2 separate regions of the Homo sapiens genome follow, and region 1 is linked to region 2. Evidence: chromatin loops called from intact Hi-C (ENCODE). Cell type or tissue: PC-3. All regions are shown on one strand.

Evidence for each region. Peaks named below come from ENCODE experiments on the same cell type or tissue, not always from the same donor. Only the 100,000 strongest peaks of a DNase experiment are listed, where the experiment ranks them.
Region 1: it touches region 2 in a loop (2.0-fold over the local background); 5 of 110 quality-filtered maps call a loop at or near these places.

Annotation. Positions count from the first base shown.
Region 1 is chr1:107,261,535-107,264,034 of GRCh38, reverse strand. The region is part of intron 2 of NTNG1 (netrin G1); the gene reads right to left. Among named protein-coding and RNA genes, the nearest start is that of NTNG1, 120 kb to the right of the region's middle. In PC-3, no CTCF peak of the experiment used is centred here; a DNase peak (open chromatin) is centred at 994; H3K27ac peaks cover 2,019 bases.
Region 2 is chr1:107,429,852-107,432,351 of GRCh38, reverse strand. NTNG1 (netrin G1) reads right to left here. Exons shown (of 8, transcript NM_001113226.3): 6 at 1,435-1,602. Among named protein-coding and RNA genes, the nearest start is that of NTNG1, 290 kb to the right of the region's middle. RefSeq lists an enhancer at 1-499. In PC-3, CTCF peaks have their summits at 1,323 and 1,523 (motif pointing left); a DNase peak (open chromatin) is centred at 1,491.

The sequences.
Region 1 (2,500 bases), 170 kb after region 2:
TCAAATACAAGGTAGCTTAGAACTATAATTCCTTGGAATGTTTCAACAAACTATGATAAGAACCATAAGAGAAATAGCATAATACATTTTTTTTAAAGATAGGAAACTTCAGAACATTTCATCAAGATGTGTTTGGGTCATGATGGATTGTACTATAACATTTCTTTTAACAAAATCCCAACAATGGTTACATACAAACCTCAAATTCTTGGGTACTCAAATATGAAAATGAATGTTAAAATGGATTTTTTTCATAAAATTAATAAAGGCAAGTGCCGTGAGCATAACTCTCAAATACTTCTTTCCCAAAGGGAATATCTGGGATTGCCTCAGGTTATAAGGCTTGTAAGGAGACAAGAAATGCTAAGTGGGAAGTTACACTGTACAAGCCTAGGAAAGAAATTATTTTAACTTGCCTTGTTAAGGCTAATTAGCATAGATGAAAAGAGCTAGATAACTCAGAGTATTCATTAGCTCCCTCACTCCACTAAGCAACCTCCCCAAAGTGCTAATATCTTTCCTACTACATTCTTAAAATGTTTCATATTCACTATTCATGATTCACACTTTGAAAAGACCAATTTCCTGATTAATGCCTAAATAGAAAGAGTATAAAATGTCTCAAAAATTAGCAAAGGCCTCAAAGGTGTAAAACTGCTATTGTAAAGGCTTTGTAAAGGAAAAAAAAAGAAAAAAAGGAAGGAAGGAAAGAAGGAAGGAAGGAAGGAAGGAAGGAAGGAAGGAAGGAAGGAAGGAAGGAAGCAAGCTAACCTAGAACTGTTATTAGCTTTTCCCACACACCCACTCACTCTCACACCCACACATCCTTTCTCTGAAGAACTGTGGGGATGCAGTCACATTCTCAGAGTAAATGTATTGAGATTTACCACATTTCAAAGCTTCAGGGTTTTGTTCATTCTCATTCCTCTTCACAATAAAGACAATATTGATTCCATAGCATTCCCCCCTCTTTTATCAGAATTGTTTGCACAGTAACTCACACATGAGTAAGTGACCAACTTTGCATTATTTGTGCTAGATAATGATTTCCATTCCTTTACCACCAGATCCTCTAATGGGCTGATTTCTCAATTCAGTCATCACTATGGTGGTTCATCTAATTACAGATGTTCACGGCTAAGAATAAAGTTGTGCACCAGCGAAAAAGTGTTTCATCTCTGTCCACTACCAACAGAGGGTAACCAACAGATTATGAATAACCCTTTATTTGTCTTTCCCAACCCCTTTCTGGAGGTGAATGAAGAGATTGTTTTTCATTTGCTTTGTCTTTTTCTAAACAGAAGACAAATACACTCACAGAAAAGATGAATACCATTGTCTCAAGTCAACATAAGCGATTTTCAACACCTTCTAATTCATGTATTTCTTTCTCAATTTCCAGCTACTGCTTTGAGTCATTACAATTTATTATGTCACCATGATTATGTGGGCTGCAGCCAGACTGATTCTTCTACTTTGATCATGGCAATCCCTTGCCCTAAAACCTTCAATGGCATAAAATATCAGAAAAAATATAAACTCCTTCGTTGATCACTCGAAGTCCACAATAGTTAGACCCCAACCTACTTTTATATTCTGTTTTATAACAATAAAATAAATCTCTATGCTTGTCTCCCTGACACATTTTAATCTTTTGTGACAAAATACCTTTTCTACTGCCCTCTTCTCCCTGAACTGCCCTCATTACCCACAAAAGACTCCATTCTGGCCTCCCTAAGTAGTGAACCTAGTCGTCCTCCCAGTCTCCACTCATGTGTCCCTGTCTTTCTAAAGTCATTCAGATTTCATGTGATTTACTAATTGTGTTACTACATGTGTAACGGCTTTGAAAAATACCTTTATAAGACTTTTAATGTAAAAGACTTTTAATGTAAATATATAAATCAGAAAAAGTCTTTGTAACGTTTAGCTTCAAAATATGTAAACAGCACTTAGGTACATTAACTGCCAAGGGCCTTAGCTCATATTCTTGTTTTGTGGTTATTTTAAGGTGTATCTTATTTTCCTCAATCAGAGTAAACTCCTAGAATGTAATTTTTCAATAGTTAACATTGCCCGGACAGAGAACCTCATACAAACTTTGTGTTTACCTTACATATGAGAATGTGGAATTCACAAATGATGTCTTATAATATAGTTGTTATCGTTTTTTTTGTTTTGTTTTGTTTTTTGAGACGGAGTCTCACTCTGTCGCCCAGGCTGGAGTGCAGTGGTGCGATCTCAGCTCACTGCAAGCTCCGCCTCCCGGGTTCACGCCATTCTCCCGCCTCAGCCTCCCGAGTAGCTGGGACTACAGGCACCCGCCACCACGCCCGGCTAATTTTTTGTATTTTTAGTAGAGACGGGGTTTCACTGTGTTAGCCAGGATGGTCTCGATCTCCTGGCCTCGTGATCTGCCCGCCTCGGCCTCCCAAAGTGCTGGGATTACAGGCGTGAGCCACCGCTCCTGGCCCTAGTTATCTTTTTAAATAGCAAATTT
Region 2 (2,500 bases):
GCCTTACTTTTCTCAATGACAAGACAGGGGAAACAATTAGTGTAATACTTACCCCACTGTTTTGTTAATGAGGATTAAGTAAAAACAAAACAAGACATCTGCAAGCCAGTTCACAGTTGACCAAGGGTTTCCTGTGCATCCCATTTATCCTTTTCTGACTAGAAGGCTCAAATGACTTACCTATGGCACACAGCCATGAGCTAGCAAACGGAAATTTGAGCCTAGCTTTCTGGCCTCTAAGTCCAGTACTTTCTCTCCTAATTGACAAATAATAAATAAGGAGATGCTCTGAAATACAGAAAGTACTGTAGACACCAACAGTATTATATATACTTGGCCCAATTTGATTAAAAACAACTCAACAGCTTTTTTTTGTGACACTTGGATCTTGACGATCCAATCAGAGGACAATGATCACAGAAATACGAATTGGATTTCTTTTCTTGATAAAAAGATTGCTTGTCATTATTCAGCTTGTGTATCCTATTGAACGTACCTCAATGTGAAAAAGTCTACCTTTAAAACTGGGTGCCTATATAGCTACCTACTGGTGTGGTAATGGCTACACATATATTTTTCAGCATTTCAAATATATGCATTGCTTCAGAGTGAATTATGAAGTGAAATTCCATTTATTGTTTCTTATTTTTCCATTGGCACCCCCATATTCTTAAAGACAGGTTTCACTATGTAAAAGGTAGGAGATTTTCTGGGTGGGAAAGGTGCCTGGTCCTCCCTAGGTGCCAAGAGCAGTAGTCATTGGTGGGGAGGGAAGGGAAAGTGCTCAGGGGCCTCTGTGGACGCAGTTTTCCAGGGCTAAGATAATTAGTTGCCTAGAATACTTTTGAGAAATTACTCCTCCTTTTTGGGAGCTGTAGGAAAATTCAATAAATGGAATTTCATTGCTATGGATGAAGAAGTCAGACAAACTTTTACATTTCCAGTTGCTAGTCATTTTCAATCTCAAATAGCAACATTTTCAATCTATCAATACTCGTTGATCACCAATTATATGCAAGAATCTGTACCCTAATTTTTCATATCTATAATTAAATCGCATATAATGAGTTTCTATTTTGAAAGTTGAATGTATAGCCTTAAGTTTAAGGCTATAAGATCAGTTCAGAATCATCAGGTTTTACAATTTCATACAAAAGCAAAAAACGGGAAGAAAGAAAATTCTTAATTTCTTTAACATGATTTCTGAGATCATCATATTTAAAGCAACAACATAAGGGTTCAAAGTATATCCCCCAACTATGATTTCAACCAATACAAGTGAAATCACAAGTGAAATCTACCATAGGATATTTTCTACATTGAGAAAGTTCATTCTGGCTCAACCGCGGTGCAAATCGCCAGCCTCTCCACCCTAAATATCTCCCCGTAGCTCAAAAGGCACAGAAGAATAGCTGAAATTGTAATGGAACTGACCTATGCACACATTCTCATCGTCCAGTTGTGCAGAAGCATTTCTGAAGTAGCCCAGCCTGCATAACTCACAGTGCTGCCCTCTAGTGTTGTGTTTACAGCTCACGCAAATGACTGTATTTAGCAGATCGATATAACTGCATCGATTGGAGTGGCCGAAGCATTCACAATCTTGCAAGGAAGAACAGAAATGTATACAGAGTGTATACAGTAGCAGAGTAATAGCATACTACATGCTTGGGTAAAATGAGGGATGGAGAAAAGACGGTGGAATGGCATTACATATATGTGATTCAACACAACACATGGTGGCAACAGGTGGTTGTGACTGGCACGGAAATAGCATCTGTTTCAAGCAGGATAGAAAGGTCGGACATTCGGAACAAGACTGAAGATTGTTAATTCTTGGCAGACAAAATGAACAGAAGCATTTGCAGGTGTACACCTTTTAAAATTTGGGAAGCCTCAGTTTCTAGTGATGAAAAAGTCTATTATTTTTATTTTTTGCAGATGGAGAATTTTAGTGTCTTTGCACCATTTCCCTTGTTTTCATCTTTTCAGCCTTAAAAAAAGTGAGAGGGGACTGTGTGAGCATTGAGAGTCTAAGTACCATCACCATGGCTCCTTTAGCTCTCTGACATCATGCCAAGACAGCAACTCAGTCGGGGTTTCATATACATCATGGCAAATTTAATAGAGTTCTAGACAACTAAACAATTCTTTATTTTTGTTTTTCCCCAATGCTAAGAGAAGATGGCTTTCTTAAGCCTTTCTTCAGACCAAATCTGTATGTATATGTGTGAGAGAAGACAAAAAAAGCAGGGAGATAATTTGTGCGAAAAGGTGCTTTTAAGATTCCCTCCTTTTCTCTTAAGTTTCAAGAATAGTTTGCTACAAAAGAAGAATTAGGTAGCTACTGTAACCCCACCTTTCTTTTCCTTGGTTTCTCTGAAATGTTAGAGGTGTCTCTGAGGCTTAGGAGTGATGGTGGTAATGACTAGACAGGGAGATGAAGAAGAGCATGAGAGTAGTTGGGGAAGGGTGGAGGGTGACTAGATTTCTTCTTTCT